3 separate regions of the Mus musculus genome follow, and all the other regions are linked to region 1. Evidence: chromatin loops called from intact Hi-C (ENCODE). Cell type or tissue: heart. All regions are shown on one strand. Each heading gives the region's core, and the rest is flanking DNA. Links, peaks and the distances in the headings are about the cores only.

What was found. Peaks named below come from ENCODE experiments on the same cell type or tissue, not always from the same donor. Only the 100,000 strongest peaks of a DNase experiment are listed, where the experiment ranks them.
Region 2: a loop joins it to region 1, with 2.5 times the contacts of the local background. A loop is called at or near these places in 2 of 42 quality-filtered maps.
Region 3: a loop joins it to region 1, with 5 times the contacts of the local background. A loop is called at or near these places in 3 of 42 quality-filtered maps.

The regions. Positions count from the first base shown.
Region 1 is chr10:105,570,204-105,578,149 of GRCm38, reverse strand. It overlaps Tmtc2 (transmembrane and tetratricopeptide repeat containing 2), which reads left to right and starts at 3,671. Exons shown (of 12, transcript NM_177368.4): 1 at 3,671-4,483. The coding sequence starts at 4,401. It overlaps Gm15663 (predicted gene 15663), which reads right to left and starts at 3,599. Exons shown (of 3, transcript NR_038032.1): 1 at 2,463-3,599. In heart, for the core only: a CTCF peak has its summit at 4,110; DNase peaks (open chromatin) are centred at 2,729, 3,659, 4,359 and 4,549; H3K4me3 peaks cover 4,008 bases; H3K27ac peaks cover 2,254 bases.
Region 2 is chr10:105,119,088-105,127,033 of GRCm38, reverse strand. No RefSeq gene overlaps it. Among named protein-coding and RNA genes, the nearest start is that of Gm40753, 17 kb to the right of the region's middle. In heart, for the core only: no CTCF peak of the experiment used is centred there; no DNase peak of the experiment used is centred there.
Region 3 is chr10:105,497,118-105,505,063 of GRCm38, reverse strand. The region is part of intron 1 of Tmtc2 (transmembrane and tetratricopeptide repeat containing 2); the gene reads left to right. Among named protein-coding and RNA genes, the nearest start is that of Gm46241, 45 kb to the right of the region's middle. In heart, for the core only: no CTCF peak of the experiment used is centred there; a DNase peak (open chromatin) is centred at 4,433; H3K27ac peaks cover 1,071 bases.

The DNA.
Region 1 (7,946 bases), core at 1,930-6,929:
GTGCCACATTTCACCCTTGGCACACTTTCCGAATGAATTGTTCAAAGCGAAGTTATATTAGGACAAATAGAAATGACGACGAACACCAGATGTAGACTTTTAGTTAATATTTATGCAACACCCAAAGGGAAGATGGGATTGCACAATAAACTAAAAATGTCTTAGGAAAATAAGGAAATCTTTACCCCCGAGGAACTGGCACCACAAAGGTATGAATTATACAACAAAGGCCCCGGGAATGCAGAACAAATGTAGGCTAGGTCTGGTCGACTATAAAATGGAATTCATTGAGGAAGTGGTAAGGTAGCAGATGTGTAAGACCTACTCAGGAAAATAAGGGCTTAGCACTTTGGTGGTGGGACAAACTTGTGTCTAAGGTAGAAAGCTTAAGACAACCAGCCTGATTTCCTTCAACTGTGGACAGCTGCAGTAGTTTTAAATAAATGATGTATAAATTCAGAACTGAAGCAGCAGCAGCCTCCCCCACACGGGATAAATGCACCTTAATAAGCTAAAAGGAGGCTCTGTGATCATAAATGACCTCCAGGGGTAGTGATGGCATATTTAATTGAATTTTCCCTTTGGAGTTGCTTGAGAAAGGTAGAAAATGCAAGCAGTGGTTGTTTCTCAGACCTTGGAGAGCAATGCACAAGAGCCCATGGCTTAATTCACAGGAAGGATACACAGACATACGTTAAAGTATAATAGCGTTTTTGTTACAAGAAACTGGATTTTTTTCAAGCGTGGCAGGATGTGCAGTCTGCTGTCTATTAAGAATCTCAAGATGTACCATTTTATGGCATGTCTCAGTTTCTGAGGCTTTCAATTCAGAGGGGCTGGATGGTTGTAGAAGAAGCCACACTTAATGTTTTTAAAACTATCAGACCTTTGAAATGGAGAAATGCTCACAAGATTTTAGCTCTCTGAACCCAAAGCTTTCTAGTAGTTGTATGCCCATAAGTCTTAGGAAAGAAGCTGTCCTTGTGTGATTTCCTATCATGGATCTTCCCGAGGAAGTGATGCACTCAAGAAATGTCACCCTTCTTCCCTCTGGCTTTGGCATCTTTAACATAGACAACAATTTAGTTTCTTCTTCCTGATGAATATTTGTGGGCTTTCAGCTCTTCTATAATCACACTTAAATACTCTTATTGTTTACTTGTTTACCCTTTTTTAGAAGTTTCTTTTACAATGTTCAGATGCTATGGGCTCTGGGCACTTTGTGGATGAGGGGACAAGCTTTATGAAGATTGAATGGAAATTCAAGGGATTAGTTAATAAACTGATGTGTGCCTATCACCAGGTAGTAGTGGTACAGGCCTTTAATAGCAGCACTCTAGAGGGAGAGTCAGATGGATCTCTGAGTTTGAGCTCAGCTTAATCTACAGAGTGAATTCAATGACAGTCAGAGCTACACAGAGTAACCTTGTCTCAAAAAAAAAATCAAAACTCCACAAACAAACAAACAAACAAACAAGCAGACAAAGATACTTAGAAGGAAGTGATAAAGGATGATGGGAAAGAGGGGTGTGTATGTGTGTGTGTGTGTGTGTGTGTGTGTGTGTGTGTGTGTGTGTGTGTGCTTTATAAAATACAAGAAAGAATTTTTGAAGAAATACCATTTGAAAGATAGTGGAAAGTAGCCAAAGAAATGTCTGGGGAGAAAACAGTTCCAGGTACGAGAGAAAAGAAGGTTCCAGAGAAGGCATACACAGATGAACACATTGAGAAGAGGGGGAGGACCATATGAGCCAGACTAAGAGAGTTTTATTCTATGTGCACTACACACGCTTAAGTGGAGTGATTGAACTTAAAGCTGCTTGTCTGGAGCCTCAAGTAAATGCTTGGAGCAGGGGCGGTAGGTGTAGAAGCAAGACCATTTACAAGGCCATCAGATTAGTTTGTGCAGGAGATACTAACGCTCTGTGGATGTGATGGGTGTATTTTGGTGATGGCTCGGACTAAGAGTGGAACAGTGTGGGTGTAATGGTATGTATTTTAGAGAGGAATGTCTAAGTATTAGTTAAGAAGTAAAAGGATGACGTTGGAAATCATAACAGCTAACTTATTGCACTTACCAGTCCCCCTCTGGATGCTTTATTTACATGGAAACTCACCCAACCAAAGTAGTATTTATAAGTGAGGGGTGAAGGAGGTGATTGGCCCCAACTTACTCAAATAATTAATAGCTGAGTTGATACTCAAATCTAGGTATCTGACTTAAGTATTTATTCTTCCCCCAGTGCCCCAGGATCCAATATCAATACATAAGCTCAGAAGAAGGTCAGAGAGGATCCGAATGGAGCAACTGGTATGATTTTTAAAAAAACTTTAAAAAATACATTATACCGGGGAGCACTGAAGAACAAGAATCACCATCTTCAATATATTATTTGAGAACTTCCTACGTGCTCATAATATTTTGATCAAATCACAATTTGCCTGTTGGAGGTTGAACACACATTTGTCAGTTTCCAAACGATTTCTTTGTGAAGTCAGACATCCTTATTCTGCAGGCGTTCAAACTTTTCAGATCGCTGCCACATACCCAGGGAGTCCACTTTCCTTATTATCTTTGAAGAGCTTGCTGGTTAGGTGCAAAAGGGGAAGTTGGAAGTCAGCCCTGCAAGGACGTGTTTTCTGTGCCCTGTAGCTTCCCCACAGCAGGGGGCGCTGCAGTCGTGTTCATCATAGTCCAAGGGAGCGACCAGGGCAGTCAGAAAGGGAACCAGGCAGGAAGGGGGTGTGGCAGACAGCTCTCGGATCTCTTTGGTCATGCAACTTTAGTACCCAGCGCTCCTTCTGCCCAGACCATTCTTCTGCACCGTATTTCATCATGTTGGATGCCTTCCATCCAGTCTTGCATCCGGGCGGAAAGGAAAGGGCATTAGCTTTCCGCTCTGCTGGGTTTAAGGATGCCGTTGTAGAGGGTTGCATTAGCGTGGTCTCTTCTATAGTCTCAGAGTCAGCTTGACAGTCCTGAACCACTAAAGACACCCATCCCCACGCAATTTCTGAGGAACGCGTGGGTGTTTCTTACCTTCTTGCCTCTCCTCTTTCATTTCCTGGATCCCTTTTCATGATCTTACTGCGGGGCACGCGTCTTTCCACTAATATTAATGTCGACCGTCACGGCGTGGCCTCGGAAAACTCTCTCCTAAACGCTGCTTCCCTGGCTCTTCAACAGGCCCTTCCATCCCAATTCAGCTCACGCATCGCGCGCGCGCGGGGCAATAGATCCTTAGTGTCAACCGAGGTTGCCAGCGCTCTGCAAACCTGTTCTACCTCTCCGCGTCCCGAGAAGTCTCTCCAGCTGACCAGTCTTTTGCCTGACAGCTCTTGGCACTAGACGTTTGGCTTGCGATCTAGAGCGTGCAAAGCGCCTCCCCGCAGCACTGGGCAAACCATTGACTCCTCCTGTCGCCTCTCTCCTCCATCTCCCAGAGCCCAGGGCACACTCTAGCTATCGTTTTGGGCAATCTTCCAAAAGTCATCTTTGTCCTGGGCTTTGGGGGAGGCTTTCCAGAGTCAAAAAGAAGGTGAAGGAAGATGAAGAAGAGAGTGGGGCCAGAGTACCAGGCTGGAGCAGCTAGAAGAGTGGGCGGAGCCTCCAGCCAGTGGGGGTAGACAGGGAGGAGTCTGCGGGGAGGATCTGGGTGGAGAAAGGGGCCGGGCTAGCTTAGGGTGGTGGGCTGGCCACGCAGGCGCGTGGGGCCGCGACGAGAACCCCACGCGGGAGCTTTTGGAGTCCCCAGTCGCCGCTTCTCACTTCACTGGAGAGGGGTCCGGGAGGGAACCAATAAAGAGTGAATGTGCCGCAGCCGCGGTGGCGGCCGAGTTGCTGCGAACGGCCCCGGAGTCGTGCGCCCGGGAGGCGGCGAAGGGAGGCGGTTCGCCTCGTCCCTCCCACCCGCCCCTTTCTCTCTCGGTCTCTCTCTCTGTCTCTCCTTTCCTCCCGCTGGTCCCAGATCCTCGCTCTGTCCAGCCCTTTGGTCCCCCCTCTTGCACTCTTCTATCTCCGCAGTCCTTTACCTTAGGGCGTCCCAAAGTGCCATGGGTTAGGGTGGGGACCGCGAGCCGCGGGAAAAGGACAAGCCCCGATTCTCCGCCGGGGGGCGTGAAGCCGATCGCCGCTTGCCTCTCGCGGTTGTCGGGTATGGGGAGAGCGGTGTGAGCCCGCAACCCCCGGAGCACGCAGGAACAGCGGAGCCCGGCGCCCCGAGGAGGAGCCCGGGATCGGAAGAAGGAGAGGAGGGAGGACGAGGAGGCGGGCGGGGAAGCCGGGGAAAAGTGCAGCCAAGGAGGAGAAGGCGGCGGAAGGTGGGGATTGATGCTTCTGTTTTTTGTTGCCGCTGCTGCGCTCGCGCTGGGAGCCAAGCCGGAGGGAAGGCGGTGGAGAGATGATTGCAGAGTTGGTGAGCAGCGCTCTGGGGCTCGCCTTGTATCTCAACACCCTGAGTGCTGATTTCTGCTACGATGACAGGTAAGTGGGTGAGAGAAAGGGGCAATGGCTGCGGTGCGACGGGGGTGGGGTGGGGGCTCCTCGGTGGCTCTGGTACTGCTTGCTGTCAGGCTGAAGCGCGTCTTGGGGGCGGGGTTGGGGGGACAGGTATCTGCACCTGAAGGTTTAGGCGACACGGAAACCGTAACACCTAAAGCAAACAGCCGGGACGGACGCAGGCGCGCTGGGCGGGCCGAACGAGTTTCCGCTCCTACTTTGCAGCAGGTTCTTGCTTGCTTCTTGCTGGTTGGCAGGCGCTTAAGTTTCTTTGCGGAAATCCAGGCAATTTGGAAGACTGTTTAATGAACCCACGTTAAACAAACAACCAGCCAAAGTAAAAATTCCAATAACAATCCTTGGTATACCTTGGTGCAAAAAAAAAAAAAAAAAAAAAAAAAAAAAAAAGAAAGAAAGAAAGAAAGAAAGAAAGAAAAAGCATATTAAGCGATTTTACGTGTGGGCTGGAAGGAAGCACCTCTGCACCCCTAGAAGATCCTCCCCGTGTGGTTTCCTTTTATTGATAGGACACTGATTTCTCGAAGTTAAACGCACATATGACAGTTGCCAAATAGAGGAAAGAGCGCGCGTACTCTGAGTCAACTTTCTCTTTGACGTGTATGATAGTAAACTTTGAGCTGTATCTCGCTGCTGGTTGTATCTCTCGCTCCCCCAACCTTGCTCACGCATCATGGGGAATTCCTTTATAAAAACGTGGGCTTTCAGTTCTGTTTGGGCGTTTTGCATGAGACATTAGTGATTCGCTGGTGCTAATTGCAGAAGAAGACGCCCTGGAGACAGAAGTTGTCTTCTGTATTTGGGTTAGTTTGGGTGGCTAATGAGACCCGGATTGTGTTGTCAAAGAAACTGCATTGATGCTTGGAAAAATATCACCCTTGTGCTGATGTCTCTACCTATTTTTAAAATATATTGTTAGTGTTTAGAAACTGATGAAAAGCTCCAATAGCCATTAGGGACAACTCCCAATTTGTGCCTTTCCGGTGACTTAATCTGATTACAATTAAAACAGATGCATAATTAAAATATATTGGGGAGAACGGCATGCCTGGCTAAACTTATTAACCATCCTGGAGTGTTTCATGCTCCATTGAAATTAAACCATCCAAAAAGTGAACACAGATTTACTCTGACAGCCTTTCAGCAGCCTCTCTGGGCGTAGGGGAGTGAATGGATCTCCAGGGTTAGGGCGAGGAAGCTCGTGAACCCAGCAAAGTGGTTGACAACAGTCCGAGAAGGAAGGGTATATACTCTTTGCTAGCCAGCCATAGTCTATATACTCTGTTCGGTCCACTCTCCTGCTAAGAGTGATTGGATGTCTTAAATCAGGGGATCTTGGTCCCCACCCTCATGTCTGCTATGAAATTCCCTGATGATACTTGCAGAACTACCCCATACACCCCTGATGTGTTTCTGCATTGTGCCCAGCAGAGACTGGCTGATAGTCTCTGGCAGACAAACTTTTCCTCAACTTTTTAAAGAGTGTACTGACTTCAGCTGCTCTCAGAAATGGTCCAAGAGTGAGGCAGGCTGGGCTGCTGGCCTTTCTCTCTCTTCAGATTTCTGTGATGTTGCACCTGCTATTTTAAGAGTCCCCATGGGGAATGCTTTGTTCAGGTTTCGCTAAAATGAGTCCAGGGATGAGTCAGGGCAGTGGCTGACTCTTCTGGGGGGTGGTGATCTGGAAGAGGGAGTGTTGAAACCAAGAATACGGAGCTTAGGAAGAAAGTAAACTCGGAAATACTGTCACATTGTTGAACATTATGATAAAGCAAGCATTTCTCTTGACTACGCTTAACTGCTGCCCAGTTCTTAAAAGAGGATAAAGGCACCACTTCCTTTAAAAATGGAGACTAAAACTTAAGTCAGTGTGCAGGCGCAGCTTTCTGTAGGTCTCCCACTCACCCTGACCTGTTTGGACAGTGAGTCTGGGAGACAGCTGTGCTGATGATGATACATGAGTTGCCCTTGATGACTAGAATTTGTTATAGGTTCCTCCCCCTGTTACAGGTCACAGTGAGTGTTACCAATCCTTGTCTTCTATTTTCTCTCTGTATAGGTGAATTTCCTGTGATAATTTTCTCATATCATTGATAGCAGGTCCAATATGATATTTAGACATGTATCTATAGAACACTGAGGGCCTAAAGTATGAATTATGCTTCACTATGCATTAAAAATTATTTTCTGAAAAAAATTATTTTCTGGCAAAACTACATATGCAACCGCAAGGTCTTAAAAATGTGAAATCTTAAGGGTAGCAAACTTTATTCCTGTGTTCCCGAGGAACCATCAGGTGCATATTTATGCCACACTGAATTTATTTGTTGTGTGTTCAGCATGCGAATGTGATTCATTGCCAAGGTGCACTGTCAACTGTGGCTTTGCAAATGCACTTTCCCCGTAAGTTCTGTAGCTCGCTGGTGTGTGAAGAGGGAAGCGAAGAGGGGGAGCCACGTGGAAACGACAGTGTGATAGGCTGGTTTCCAGTACTCCATTTCCATTTGCAGAGATTCACATGGAAAGCATTGCTTAAATTATATCTGTGCATTGTGATGACCCCCAGGAACTTCAGTGGAGTACAGTTCTGGAACTGAAGCCCCTGGAAGTAGCAAGAACCACACATAAGGGGGTGATGGCTCGTATGCATGACTTGCTTCGCTAAATTAGAACCTTGCATTGTAGCCTGAAGAATCTGGCCGTTACTTTAGTAGGGTGTTATTATTGTTGCAGTGTGAGTGTTATTGCTCATGTACTTCTCAAAGTTGCCATTTGTTTTAAACACCATGATCAGTTTAGTTTATCAACTGGTATACTGATAATCATTTTTATGTCTTATATAGCTTGTTGGAAGTTAGGTGGCAACATAAAGCTTTCTTGAAGCAAAGATCAGTTCCGCACTGTAGCCACTCAATGTCTTTCAAGTGTTTTGGTGGTAAACCTAAGAATATGTGTACAGTGTGTGGAAATGAGTGATGCCAGGGCAGACTTCACAGTATCTGATGAGAAAACATACATGCTTTCAGCCTTGTTCTCTCTCCTCTCAGCTTTAGAATAAGGTAATGACTGCTTAATCTGAAGTTGTGGTACCAATGTGAAATGCTTGGCACATCTTAAGTTCTGCTCAATGTGACGCCTTAAGTGATCCTTTTCATTCTCTGGAGAAACTTGATGTTCACGAGTGTGCGAAATACAGACAGATACCTTTTGTGACCCCCTATCTCTTTTCTCTCTCATGCACTTGTTGAGGCTGACCTTGCATCAGCACACACTGTCCCCTTTAAAATGTGGCCAGAAGCTTCTCAGAGGTCATACTGGGGGAAGTCAGCTTGGTGCCAAGATAACTTGTAAATGCCTTGGATTCTGATTGGATTGCCCACGTATCACTTCATGGGTGACGTACCCATTTATGTGATACAGATATGGAGCA
Region 2 (7,946 bases), core at 1,637-6,636, 450 kb after region 1:
GCTTTCAACTCAATTTCTCCATTAGTCACAAAATAACATTCTAGAATTTGTCTTGGAATTGTGTTTAATTTATGAAGAAAAAGAACTGACACTATGGAATTATTGAATTTTCTCATCCATGAACATGGATTATATCTCCACGGATTTTTCTTTGGTTTCTTTCATTAAAAATTTATATTTTCATTCTATGGATGTTGCTCATAGTCTACTATGCCCTTTTAAATTAACCACTGAGTTATTTTGATAAAATTTAAACCATCTACCTTTACAGTTAGACTGCTAGTTACATGACATCAAAAACCACAGCTGTTTTGTCTCTAACTGTACTTTTAGCACTACTGCATTATCTAAAGGAATTGGTGTATTGAGCTAAAAGCACGGTGTGGCTAACAGGTTTTTCACACAATGTTCATTCTACGCCAAATAAATTGCTCACATTAATTGATAATGAATTATGATTCATAACTGGTTTGTTTTGAAATGGGTATGATCATTCTCTCCCATGAAATATTAAGGAAATCAGCTAGGAAAGAAATTTGTTAGCCCTTATCAACTGGAACAGGGGCTGTCTCTGTCTCTATTCCCCTCTATTAGATTCCCTTCTCCCTATCTGGATACTTGTTAGGCCTCAGTGGGGAAGAATGAACCTAATCCTTCTGGGACTGGATGTCCTAGGGTGGAGTGGTCACCAAGTGTGGCGCCCCTTCTCTGGGTAGAAGGGGAGAGGCAATGGAGGGAGGGATTTGTAAGGGTAGGACAGGGAAGAAAAAAAAATCCTAGATATAATATCCATCATTGCTTTGAACCTCTGGCATATAACAATCATTACCTCAAGTCTGTTAGTGAAAAAAAATACCTTGGATTATTTTAACTCCTGAGCAATTTTTGTCTTTTTCATTTTTAATTATTATGTTCTGCTACACATACAAACATGTGCACGGGCAAACAGGCAACCCCCAACACACCATATTTTATGACTCACAAACACCCTTTTAAACTTCCTCCATTATCTTCATCAGACTGCGTGCATAACTTGGAAATGAGAGGAATTTGAATTGTTAAACAGATTAAAAGGTTAATTGCCTAATCTGAGTTCTCTTCCTGAAAAGACTATTTTGACCTATACAAGTTTCCTGGCAGGAAGTGAGGGATCTTTTGAAATATAACTAAATGAATCAGTCTTATCTCTAAGGTCAGCTGCGTTAACATAACAATGTCAATGTCTTAGCAACAGCTGCATTTAAATACTTCTTTTAAGAAAACTTTAAAACCCCTCTGTTTTGTATGCTACTACATTTGGATAATTATCATCTATAAACATTGTCTCGCCTAATAACAAAGTATTTTGAGAAGATATTTTCGAAAATGTCACAAACATGAATAAATATTTTATTCTTTTTAAGAAACTTGGAGTCAGATTTAACATCTGAAAAATCACAAATGCTTCAGAAAATGTTCTACTTTTGATTTTTATTGAACATTTATGATGACAAAAATGGCTTTTCAAAGGTATTAGAGAAATACCACACCTGCAGTAACTGTCATTACTAAAGTATTTTATAGGTCCAGTCTAATTCGCTAAAGCGCTGGTGACCATGGCAGTCACGTCCAGCATTCTGGTCATTTCTAAGCATCTTACTCTCAATGATGTGAATTTGAAAGCTTCATACCTTACAATGTCCCAATGTCTCACTTCACCTGGGCTGGGGTGATAAGTGTTCACCACCATGACTGACTTTATACATAAGGTCAGACTAGGGCCCTTTTGTGTAGCAAGTAGTCCAGCCTCAAGCTCTGTACCATGCAAGAACATAGAAATATAGAAAAAGAAAAGAAAAGGAAACAAATAAACAAACAACAGCAATCTTTGGGAACTGTCAGTTAACCTCACTTGTTGAAGTCTTTTCTTTTTACCCATCAGAGAGATCTTCGGATCACTCCAGCCCAGGTGAAGTGAGACAGGTGGATCCCCAGAAGGAGCCCGCCAGCCAGCCTATCCCAGCCTGGGAGTTCTGGGTTTGGAGTAAGACCCTGTTTCTCAATATGGTAGAGAGCAGTTGAGGGGTGGAAGGAGTCATGCCTTAAACAGTGCCACTTCTTGAGTAATGAGCTTTCAAATCGCCAAGAAACAATGTGTTTTCAATATTATTGAAGCCAAATGAAAGGTATTAAATATGTCGAAGTAAAAACGTGATCAAATGAAATCAATAGTAGCTTCATATTATCATGCATCTGATTTTGTCTTCTCTTTCTTTCTTATGTAGTCCCTCTCATGTGAAGAAAGATTACGTCTGTGCTTAGATTGGCTCCACGAAGGAAGGTCATGGAAAGAAAAACAGTAAATGGGATTGTCTAGAAGGAAAGAAGGGAAAGAACCATTGATGGAGCTGAAGACTTAAAGACAAATAGAAAAAAGAAAAGGAGAAACGCCCATAGTCAGAGAATAAACGCCTCTAAAAAAATGCTTGGGGGTTTCTGATTAGAGGAAGTTCCTAGAGCAGAGTGGAGTTCATCTGCAAATAGAGCTGATAGAGCTGGGCAGGGAGCAGCCATGACCTGAGGAGAACATTTAGTATGGCTGCCTCCGAAGACCCATAAAGCTGTGTAGGGCCTACCGTCAGGAAGCTCCAAGGCAAAATGTGGTCATACATCAGAGTGGGACTAAAGAGAAAACAGGAGTGGAGATCATTTCCTACGAACTTAGCTTTTCAATTACTTTGGTTTCCCTTTTGAAAACACAAAATACTTGCAATGGAGTGTATTGAAGGTTCATAGCCATGCTTCTCCAATGTAGTTATAATGAGAAACAATACTGTTAGTCCGTAAATTCAGCATTGGTCTATTGTTTTGATTTTGTTTCTTCAAGATTCTTATAGACTCTATTATGTAATCTGAGAACTTTTCACCATTGGTAAAAATGTAGTAATGTACTTGAATATGGATGTACCCATCACAAGCCTAGGAAACAAAATATTGCTGGTCCTTTCAAACCCTCCATATCTTTAAAATAATCACTGGTTATTTCTCACCCCATCTAACCTACATGAGGAATCCAGAGCCTAGGTTTTACATCCACCATTTTTGTTTTCCTATTCTCTGTATTGTGCTAGAAGCTCGGGTCTAGACAGACCACACCAGGCCAAACAGTTCCATGTGAGGTTTACTGTAGGAGAAAAGGGCAAAGGTGGTGGCGAAGGAGAAGGGAGGAAAGAGAGAGAGAGAAGGAGAGAGAGAGAGAGAGAGAGAGGGAGAGAGAGAGAGAGAGAGAGAGAGAGAGAGATCAGAGGAGTTCTTCTTTTATTTGAATAGTGACATAGCCTCAGGTAAAGTGGGAAGTGAGCCAAGTGGCTTCTGGGAATATGGTGTTGGTTGCCTTGGCAACATGTGTGCAGGTTGCTGTTGCCTAGGTGTGATGTCACTGACTTTGGAGCCGATCCTGATACCAACACTCTGACTTCATTGTAATTTTTTAAACTGAACACTTTGACCTTTCTATATAAATATAACCACAACAGATGTGCTCACCCACATATTAATCTATTTGATACACATACTTTTTCAGCCATTCAGTTCCATTATTGTCTAGCATTCTGTTAAATGAATACTTATTATTTGACTAAGGTGTTTTACAGAGCCTTCCTTGAATCTCCAGTTAATGGATCACAAGGAAGGTTTTCCGTCTGTTAGTATGAAGGATGGCCAAGGAGGCAATGTAGCAAGGTGAGGTGCTGAGGCTGCTCGCATGTGCTTGGAGGACCTTCTGTAGTCTCAGAGTTTTTGCCCATTTCCCCTTCCTCCTCAGTTGATGCTCGGCATGCTCAAACTATGACTTTGTGGATCAGTTAAAAGGCCATTGGTCTTGCAAACTTTATATGCCTCAGTACAGGGGAACGCCAGGGCCAAGAAGGGGGAGTGGGTGGGTAGGGGAGTGGGTGGGGGGTATGGGGGACTTTTGGGATAGCATTGGAAATGTAAATGAAGAAAATACCTAATAAAATTTTTTTTTAAAAAGCCATTGGTTTTCCATCTCAAGGTCTCTTGGTGCTCTGTGGTCAGACTCTTGCTGTTTGCAGGCAGAAAGCAGGGACGGTTCATCAATGAGAACAGTGGTCTGCAGAAGATGATGGGCTTTATTTCTGTTGCTTGTGGTTCTTCTAGTTGGTTTGGCCACAGTTTCTGTTCAGTGCTCTACTTGCCCTGCATAGTTTAAGTATTATTGGATGTTCTGGGTCATAACATTCAATCAGAACAAATTTCTCCGTGGTTAGACCTGATGCGGAGCTTTTCTTTAAGGCTACAGTTCTCAGGTTTATAGATACCTATTTAATGAGTCAGAACAGACTGCTCAAATATGACTTCTGCCTGGAAACTCCAATGCCCACTAATAATTGTGGCTCTTTTTTTTTTTTAGTTGTGGATAAGGCCTTATCCACAACTATTTTCTTTCTTTTTCTTTTGAGAGAATATCAGGATACTCTTACCCTGGAGCCCATAGATATTTTACAAGATGCCTGGCCTCACAAGTTTTATGGGGTGTATCTTATTGGGGTGCTAATGATCTCCTTTCACAACAGATCTAATTGGCTATGTGACTGGAAATGTGATGACCCAGGACATGCTAAGAAGATAAACAAATGCCATGTAGGAGGACCCCGTGGCAGATGGTATTGAGGACTGAAGTAGATTTGATGCGATGCAAGGAAAAATATAAACTAGCTGGGACCTGAGGTAAATCCACACCCGTGTCCCCAACCCCCAGCCCACGCTGGGTAACCTGGGAATCTTTGTCTACCTGAATATCCCTCCAGTTGTGTGTACTGAGAAAGCTTAACACTGCATTCACAAAAAAAAAAAAAAAAAAAAAAAAAAAAGTGTGGTAAGCTTAAAAGTTATTTGCCACAGCAAGTACATGGGAGGCTCCCTTTGGCCGAGAAAAGAAATGCACAGTAAAGCAACAGAACTGGCATTCAGTGAAATAGGATTCCCGGAATGGTCCATGCCAACCACCATCTATCATTCTTCACTCTGCTTCTGAGTGCAACTACAGTGAAAGTGAGTGTGGAGATTGTATGGATTCTCTTCATACTGCCAGATAGACACTGTTGTTTCTCCATGTGCTTCTGTCCATGGACGATACCAAATACAGCAGTTACCCAGCCGGAAACCGAGTGTATCATATTCCTTACATCCCAGAGGTATTGATGCACAGTGACAGGAATTGACACATATATGTGTTTGTCGTACTTGCCTGCAGAGCTCTAGCCATCACCGATGTGAGTGTTTGCGGCTGTTCAATTCACTGACAGAATGTGTGGTATAATAAGCCCAGTTCCAGCAGCTCTTTCAATGCAAGGGAGTTGTAACATTAAGCAGGTAGCTTAGGATCTACTGGTGGTATCTGCTACCCACATCATAAAGCAAGGGGAGGAGAATTTAAAGATGCAGCTGGTAAGGAGACCACTTAGAGCCTGTCTTCAGAGGCCATCATACAAACTGCAGGCTCAGTGCAAATCTGCACACTAGTGATCAGTCTGTAAAGGTTACTCCATCTCTAACAATTAGCCTACAAGAAACCAGAATCCAAGGATGCAGGCATGCCTCCATTTCCCATCCCTCTTCATGATCCGGATGCAGATTTTGCTTTCTGAATCAACCTCCTAAACTCTCGAGGTCCATATACCCAAAGAAGGGAGGCTTCCAACAGGCACCTCAGTATGTTTGCTATGAACGTTTAAGAGTGTGGTGTCTGCTTGAAACTCCGTTTGTGAGTCTTGATGTTAGAGACTGACAGACAGTAAGAAGTTTTCATACTGACAGGGATGGCTGAGCCAGTCCTCTGAAGGAAGAGAGTGCTGTAGCACAGTCAAGTGAGGCAAGACAGCTTGGAACCTAAAAGATCCAGATAGATATCCTTTCATTTCCTTGAACAATTCTTGTGTGTGTATGTGTATAGTATGTGTGTGGTGTATGTTCGTGTTTGTGTGTGTGTGTGTGTACACATCCATGTGTACCCGGCTGAGGCCAGCAGAGGGTATTTGGTATCCTGTTCTTTTACTCTATACTGTGTTGCCTTAGAAAAAGGGGTTCCTCACTGAACCTGGAGGTGGGCTTTCAGCCCACAAGCCCCATTGTTCCTCCTGTGTGCAACCGTCACCCCCTACCACCCCTATAGCACTGTCTGACCATGGCTGGCTTTATGTGGGTTCCAGAAATTTGAACTCAGGTCCTTATTTTTTAGTAGAAAGTGCCCTTGCCCATCGATGCATCTTCTCAGCTCCTTCTTCTCAAGTTTTTATTCTAAATCAATAAAAGCGGCTTCCAGGCTCTGTGGCCGTTAGGGCAAGGAGACTCAGAAACGAGTGTGTGGAGTCATCCTCGCTGCTGAGGCCACCTGTGTGAGCAGAAGTGCTAGCCAAGGGGGACTGAAATGCTGACTAGCAGAGGGAGACAATGAACGCGTTATAACTCCGGAGAACAGCTGCGGCGGTGAGGGCCCCACTGTTTCCATGAACTTTGTTCTTGTAAATGTATACAGGAAAGGAGATAGACCAGACTCCTGGAGGCGTCGGTCTCAGCTGGGTGAACTTATTTTGAAAGGTGGCTCCTGAGCACGCAGGTGTGAACTATAGTGGGGGCTGTGGTGAGATGCCCAGATACCCGCTTACTCCTAACATTCCCAGCTGCTAGGAATGTTGATTGCTGACAACTCACAGCTGAATCCCTGGAGTGGCAGGGCCTTCTGCCAACTAGAATTGCTTTGCCCAGGTTTTATGCTTCCTCCCAGAGGCAACTGTATTAACGACAGACTGTAGAAGAGTAAAAGTGCCCAATTCTCTTGCCTCCTTTGAGACATCTCAGAAGAGCCATTTTGGTTCCAGAATCTCTGTGGGGATCCTGTAGAACTCAAAGATCTCTTTCCAGTATAGCTCAGCTCAGCTCCTCCTGCATCCCAATTGTACTTCCTCCCCTAACACTCTCGCCTCTGGAGATTCCTAACATTTCCCAATGCAAGCCTTCTCATCAAAATCTCTTGTTTGATGACAGGAATGTCATCATCAGTCATAGGCCCTTAACACCCAAGTTGTGGAGAGCAACTGATAGCTTTGGAAATAGCCTGTGATGTTTTGGGGGGATGTTGTGGGATCCCCTTTGGCCAATGACTTAACAAGATGTAACCCATTCACTCTACTGGAGCTTTTCCTTGATACCCTAAGGTTTCTAGTTGGGGCATTGTCTTTCTCATTATATGGTGACTTCACTAAAATTCCTTTCATCTTTATGTCCCACCTATACTGACTCGTGTTCATGAAGATGGAAGGGAGTCTTCATGCTACTGAATGATAAAATTAATCATCAGTATCACCCAGCTATAAACCCTCCAACCTACAAGAGTAACCTGCCTGCTGATATAATGAGGACACAAATGTTATGGTAGTAACAGAATACTTTTTGACTGTATTTAAGGGCTGCTCCATGAGATGAAACCCATGCCTGACACTACTAAAGTAGCTAAGACGATGAGACTAGATGGCCACAGTTGGCCTAGGGGAGTACCTACTGCTATTATTATGCTAAAGGAACATAGCAGTAGAATGGCTACTAATTGACATATTGCTATACCTATAGAAATTGTATCATTCAACCATCATCAGAGAAGTTTGCAGTAGACAGAAATTAATACAGAGGTCTATAACTGGACAATATACAGAGAGTAAGGGACTTTGGAGCACTTGGTCCTAAACGGGAGGGTGGGGGGTGGGGGGAGATGTCAAAGTTCAGGGTCTAAAAGAAGAAGCAGAAAGATAGTAAGAGCTGTAGGTGGTAGATGATCTGTGGGAAACCACGCCTTCCATACACTGTAGGAGTGACACACATGGGAACTCACAGAAGACTGAGATAGAATACATGGGACCTGCATAGGTTCAAGCTAGATGGGGTCTGAGCCC
Region 3 (7,946 bases), core at 1,637-6,636, 73 kb after region 1:
GCCAGTTGCCATGAAGAGGCATCATGACCCAGGCAATGTATAGTAGATCACATTTAATTATGAAGCTTCATTATAGCTGCAGAGGGTTAGTCATGTTGGGGAGGGGAGGGGCAGATAGGAAGTTACCATGCTGAGACAGTAGTTGAGAGCTCACATATATCCATAAGTTATGTGTTACATGCATATACATGCATGGGTGAATGGTTTGCTAGATAAAGTAGCTATATAGATAGGCAGGCAGGCAGGCAGGCAGACAGACAGACAGACAGATACTCTGACTTATCTTGACTGGGTCTTTGGAACTTCAATCCCCCCCTCACCCCATTGACACCCCATTGATCTAACAGATCAACACCTCCTAATCTTTCTTGAACAACCTCCCAACTGGGAACCGAATATTCTGATATATGAGCCTGTTGTGGGGAGCATTCTTATCCAGACCACCACAGATGGTCCATAACTGTCCTCTGATGCTCTGCAGATAAAGCTGTGGAATGATCACTCTCTATGCAGATGGCAAGTTAGACACAAACCACCTTATGTGTCATACCATAAATTTTCCCTCTCCCTCACCCCGTCTTTGTGCTAGGATTTTATGCCATCCTGACTGACTTGAGTCTCCCTCCTCCCACCTCACAGGTGCTGGAATCACAGGTGGATGTTATCACACCTGACTAAAATAGGACTCCAACAATAATTAGAACCATTATGATATCATAAAATGATTTAAGTCGGTTTAGTTAATATCTGGACATCAACATTCATCCATCCGCTGAGCGTCTAATGTGGTTTCTGGATTTCCAAGCAGGTTTCAGAACTCAGTGGCACTGTAGGAAGCAGCGTAGTTCGACAGACAGTGGGTAGGTTGGTTGCCAAGAGCTGGACTCTGTACTGTGTTCTACCTTAAGCATCTTACAAAGTGTTCCCTAATTACTACTTCAGGGCAAAATGGAGATGACAGTATCGTATGTAACCAATTAAATGAAAGAGGACGTAAGAAAATTATTTTCAATTCTATTCCATTGTGCAAGAGGCTTGTTCTTATTTGAAATAGCCCCCTTCAGTACATCCCCTTTGCAAATCAACCTGTTAAACACCTAAGTTATAAGAATGTGTCTTAGTGTCCCATTCCATAGTAAAGTAGCCTCATTAAAAAACTGCCTGAGTTATGCAAAAGTGATCAAAGCAATTAAATACAAATCTTTTGTATAAATCTTACCTTTAAATAGACATGAATATAAGTGTCAACAGTGTTCCTTTTGTTCTTTTTAAACATTTAGACATTTTATATTTTATGTTTATGAGTGTTTTGATTGCATGTAAGTAAGTGCCCTCTGTTTGTGCCTCCTGCCAATAGAGGTGGGAAGATGACATTGTATCCACTGAGAATGGAGTTACAGACAGGTCTGAGCTGCCACACAGGTGCTAGAAATTGAACCTGGGTCTTCTTTCAAGAGCAACAAATGCAGTTAACTGCGGAGCTAACTCTCCAGCACTCCAGCCCTCCTTTGATCTTGATTGACATATTCCCAAGAATGAGTATACATTTGTGTGTGTGCGCGCGCGCGCGCGCGCGCGTGCGTGAAGAGGGTACACTGTAACATTGAGGTCTTGATTTCTCATGTTAGACCATTACATAAGCAGTGAACTATAGTTCTAGCTTTCTGTAAAACGTTTGCTGGCTGTTGATTTATGCATTGTAAAGTTTAAGAAATAATAATTTCAAAGTTTCCAGCTAGCCACTTGTTTATGAAAATCTGGGCATGTAAGAATTTAAAGATAATAAATATGTTTTTCCTACACTTTAGTTACAAGTAGTAACCACTGTACCTCTATAGATGGTAGACCATAGGCTAGTCTGTAAACTGTAACTACATTACAAATATCCTTCAAGTTGCAACTTGAATGGATTAGTGCCTGTGGCTTAGAAACTGAAGAGTTAAGATGTAAAGTGATAAAGATAAATGTGATCATGTTTAAAATTGAAATCTTTGGTTATGTATCTAAATCTGTTGCCTTTGTCTAGGTAGCCATAGGATTAGAATTATGAAGCATATACTTGGGGCATAACTAATTTACAAATGGAAAATAGTCAGAGTTGCTTTTGGTGTTTCCTTTTCATGGTATGGTCAGACTGTTAAAGAAACTCTCTTTGTATCTAGGCATATACTTACGCCCAGTATCTTTCTAGCAAGACAAGCCAGTTGACCATGTGTTGCAGATACAGTATCCAAGAACAAAATTAAAAAAAAAAATGGTGTGCCTTATTTTCAGTCTTTTTCCCCCTCCAATGGATTATAGTCTTACAATTTTATTCTTTTCTCCTAGTAGATTGTATTCATTGGATTCTTAGCTTTGGGGAGTATTCAATCACCTTGTAAAATTACGCTCTCTGGTGCCTTGGCTTGCAGTGGGTCTTGGGTTTCTTTTGAAAATAGTGTCCCATTGATACCTAGAGGCTGAGAGCCTTCCTGCTGAGAAAGGCACTCCAGACTAAGGGCACTGTAAGAGAGCAAGCAGTGAGGAGCATACTGCTGATCATGTTCTGGATCTTAGTCCTTACCAACTGTGTCATCTCCAGCAAGTCTGATAATACCAGAGCCTGGTTTCTTTCAGTTCCGGGAGAGTGAAAGACCTTTCAGTTTTCCATATGTTACAATAAAGGCTATGGTTGATGCTGATATCAGCTGCTTACAATTCTTGTTGTCCCACCTAGTAGCTAAGTGTGCTAAGGAATTGTCCTTTTGAGGTTCACCTATGGTCAGGTGGCAGAAGGTGAAGAGCTGGCAGGGTTAGAATAGAGGTGGCTCACAGGGAGACATGTGACATCCAAAGCCACTGCCATCCAAGTGTTCAGACTCCAGGTAACATTAGCCCGAATGCCTGTCCCCCCAAGCATGGCATCCCATGAGCCTTTCCCATCCATATGGATTCACAGAAAGCTCACATTTTTCTTAGCCACTGCTGATGATAGATGATAAATTTCTGCCTCTTGCTCAGGTCTTGATCCCTATTACACATGGCGGGTTTCCTGCCTGTGATCTTTCTTCTTTCCCTGGGACTCTGCTCAGCTGAACTGACCTCTTTATTGGTAGGAGCCCCATTGATGTTCCTGCTGTTTACCCAGGCTTAATGAAGGTCTGATGTAAGCCAGAGGTTTGCAGCAAAGCTCGGTAACAGCTTAAAGCCGACTTTCAGCCATCTCCGCTCTCAGCAACAGCAGCGATCACTGCTCTTAGAAATGTTCATTGATTGTATCCACTCTACTCTCAGGGAGCAGCCCTCTGCCGCGTGGTTGGCCATTCTTTATCCCCAGCTAGACTCAAACATCCATCTCTATCCTTTTACTGCAGAGCTCTTTAAATGTTTATTACCAAGCCTTCTGGGCTCACGCATAACACAGGTTTTTACCACCAAACTGTTCTCTCTCTTCAAGGAATGCTGTGGCCACTCGGAGTCCAACTGAAGGCATTATTTTCTTTGATGATGGCGCACAAGGCCATGCTTGGCACAAATGGCGCACTCCTGTTTTTCCAACCGTTTTCAAATTTGAGGCAGGAGGAGCATTCAGGAGTAGATTTCAAGTTCCAGGCCTGCTGAGCTGTTAGTGACTTCGAGGTCAGACTAGTCAATTTCACTGGATCTGTCTCAAAAAAAAAAAAAAAAAAAAAACCCAAACAAACAAACAAACAAAAGAAAACAAAAAACCAAACCAAACCAAAAATAAGGCCTGGAAATGTAGCTCTGTGGTCGAGTGCTTTCCTCCACTATGCTGAGCCATGGGTTTGTTCCCCAGTACTGGAAAAATCAATAAATAAAATACAGAAAATGGACACACCCTAGAATTTCTAACCTGGGAAAACTAGAAGAAAGTATAATCTAAAGGCAAGCGGGCATCTAATATATATATATATTTTTTTCTTTCTTTTTTTAGATGCCTGCTTGTATGTGTGTCTTTGTGTGTGTGTGTGTATGTATAAATATGGTCCCCAGGGAAACCTTATATGGTGAGAGATGAGTCTGAGTGAAACTTAAGATTCACTTAAACTTTATCCATATCCATATATATATGTAGGAAAATTTACCTGGTGATAAGGGGACAAAGATATATGCATTCTGATACTTTGACTATTCGCCCTTTTTATTAGGCTAGATTTAGAATAGCCATCTTTGTGAGTTATGTGTTAAGATGATGTAACGGTGGGAAGTTAGATATCTGCAACCTTGTTTGCTGCTGATTATGGTTCCTCCAAGGAGGAGGAAATGAAGTGAATCACTGGGCAGATTCCTCTTGCCAAGTCCTAGAAATGTCTTCGCAAGGATTTAGCCAACACCATCTTCTGCTGATGAAAAACAGGAAACGGGAAGAGGGGAGGTAACCTGACTGATTGGGTGTCTGCAGTCCCAGATAAGAGTCTGTTTTGTGGTGTACACCCTGAAGGCAGGAGAGAGGGCCAGCAGGGTCTTACTGGTAGTGTTGGAAGCAGGCAGGGCTTTAAGGATCAGCCTGGAAAACCTCGCTATGGAGGAAACATCTATGCTGTTTGACACAGAGCAGTGGTAGTAATTGTAAATTAGTCATATCATGGGCCAGCTGAGCCGGGACAGGCACTGAAGTGTTCGTTATTGTTCTTTTTGTTTTGTTCTGGGCTCAAAATGCTTATAATGTCAAATCACCCCAGAGAATCCTTAGATGGTGAGAGATGTGTGAAACTTAAGATTCACTTGAACACTTATCCTCCTTCTCTTCCTCATCATGGCCATTATCATCATCTGTGTGTTTGTGTGTGTGTGTGTACACAAGTGCCACAGCCTGCGAAGGTGGGAGGACAATTTTGTGGAGTCTGTTCTTTCCTTCTATTTTACATGGGCTTCAGGAATTGAACTCTGGTCCCCAGGCTGCATAGCAACTCCCTTTACCTGCTGGACAATCTTGCGATCCTTGCACACTTTCAGATATGTTACAGATCTTTATAACAAAACAGGAAAATAGGAAATCGGGTAGGGATTTGGAGAGTGGATGAAGGATTGATAGGGATAAGAGGGAGTGGAGGGACGGTGGACTGAGTAATCAAGAATGTGTTATGCACACACTTAGAATTCTAACAGAGTAAGTTAATAAAAATAATCTTTGGATACCCACGTCTCTCCCCTGTACTCCTGCCATACAGCAAAGCCTCAAAGAAGCCAACACTGTAGTAGTGAACTACACTCTAAACCTTATTCCATTGTCTAGGAATCTTTGGAAACAGGAGTCTCATGCATTCCAGGCTGACCTCTAATTGGCAGTATAGATGACCTTGAAACCCCCTGATCCTTCAGCTGTCACTTGTTTAGTGGGATTATAGTTCTGTGCGACCTATGTTCTGAATGCTAGGTAAAGACTCTACCAGGTGACTCACATCCTCAGCACCCCTATCTTTATCTCTCTCCTCTCTTTTTAGCTCTCCCCTACCACACCCCCACCCCCACTCCTCTGAGACAGGGCCTTTCTACTTAATCCTGGTTGAGAGATTCTCTAGTCTCTGCCTCCTAAGTGCTGGGATTAAAGACTGGAGCCCACATAGAGGTAAGGGCTCTCTTTTAGTAAGTAGATGTTCTCTTTTCTGTTGTTCCAGTTTCTTCAAGTTTTGGTTTGAATGTGTTTGTGTAGGGGGGAGTCTTGGAGGAGGGGAAGGGGTGTGGCTGGGAGGAAACAACAATGACAGCTATGACAAGGTCTCTGTTGAAGGAATCAACAGTGTATCTAGGGAAAAGAGAAATTAGGGACAACTGACATGCTGTGTAATGCAGACTAAATATTTAAATATTTAAATACAAATTTAAATAAACATATATTTATTGAATGATAGCACTAGAAAGGCACTCAGTTTACCAGAAGGTACAATGAGCACACAGAGTCTGTTCTTTAAACAAAGTTTAATTTGCTTACACGCCTTTAAAAATATTCCTTCCTTGCTTGAATTTTGTGGTACATACTTATAACCTCAACATGTCGGAGACAGAAGCAGGAGAAATAGGAGTTCAAAGCCAGCCTGGGTGAATTCAGGTAAGCCTGGACTAAATATAAGTCCTTAACTAAAGAAAAAACAAGACGGAATAAAACAAAGCAAGCAAGGAAGGAAGGAAGGAAGCAAACAAACATAGAAACAAAACAACCCGTCTTCATAGTTCTGTCATAATTCATGAGAGAGCAGAGATAAATTTGTGTGTTCCCTCTCCTGCTTTCAGAAAGACAACTTCCACTTAAAAGAAATATATGAAGAGCTGTCTGGCTGCCTGTGTCCTCACAGTGATGCAAAGAATTATGCTAATGATTTTCCTGTTCCCTAAATGAATTTTACACGAGAAAATAGAACTAACATGAATACAGCATGATGTATTAATACCTTGTGGAATCCTTTTGTGAGATTTGGGGGCTTCTGTAGCTGAATTCATGAATGAAATTAGGGTTTGGTTTTCTTTTTTTTTTCAGGCTGTTTCCTGAATTATGTTAGCATCATAAAATGATTTGGGATGCTTTTATGTTCTCCGAAACACTTTATGTGACAGAATATCTGTCCCTTGGGTTTTCATGAATTTATCTATGGAACCATGTTAGCCCACTTCTCTTCAGAAAGAATTTCATTGACAACTCTCTATTGCTTTTGTGGCAATCTGTCTGCTCGGTTTACTTTTATTCTCTAACTCATTAACTTCTATTTTTTTTTAAGGACTCATTCATGTTGTTGAATGTTGATGATTTATTAAGAAATACTTCTGTTCCCCTGTTCAGTTGGATAATGTTTGATTACTTCAAAAAATCTTTATCATTTTGTTTGTTTCTGTCCTATTTGTCTTTGATAGATCTGAGCTGGGTAAAAAATATTTTCTCTAATTCCCAGAAGCTTATTAGAGCAGATACTAAAATGTCTGGAGTGCTGGCTTCTCCTTGGTCTCCAACAGTGACAGTTGAGTCACTATGGTCTTATTATCCATCCTTTCCGTGTGTGTGTGTGTGTGTGTGTGTGTGTATGTGTGCACATTAGTGTGCATACACATGAGTGTACATGTGTGTGCTTGTGTGTGTGTGTACATGTGCCTGTGAGTTGGCTTGTGTGTGTGTGTGTGTGTGTGTGTGTGTGTGGGTATGTATGTGCATGTGAGTATGCATGTACATGCATGTACATGTGTGTGCTTGTGTGTGCATGTACACATGCCTGTGAGTTGTCTTGTACGTGTGTGTGTGTGTGTGTGTGTCTGTGAGAGAGAGAGAGAGAGAGAGAGAGAGAGAGAGAGAGAGAGAGCGTGAATGTGTGAATGCAGCATTGTACAGGTGGAGATTAGAGCTTGACCTTGGAGACGCCATCTCTCCTTCTACCATTGGAGAACAGGGGATTTAGCTCCTTTAACTACTGAGCCATCTTGCCTGTCCTACATTGTGCTGCTAATACATACGTATGTATATACTTATATGTATATGTATGCATGAAACTTTTCATTTACATATTTTTAAATCTATAATTGACTTATAGGGCTCTTACCTTTGCCCCATGTCATCACATCTTATTTTTTCTTTTATCTATATATTTCTGTACCTCTGTAGATCCATTTAGTGCTGCCAATATGTACATAGGGGTGGGGCTCTTCCCTGGAATCTGCCAGTGGCCACACGTTTGAGAAAGTGATTTTTTTTTTCCATCCCTAGCAGGTATCAAAAGCCATTAACTTCTCACTAAGGACACCACCCATCTATGATGGGAATTGGTCTGGTTTGATCTTGTGCAGTTTGGGTGTGGATAGACACCGCTGTTGTGAGCTTATGAGTGTGAAAGCTGTGCCGTCTCCAGAAGCCAGCACCCTGTCCCACCGTTAGGTTCTTAGTGTGACTCCTCTTCTATTGAGGTCATGGTTGGCAAGTACTGGTTGATGTAGATGTCCTTTTTAGTGTTGAGCAGCCTCATGGA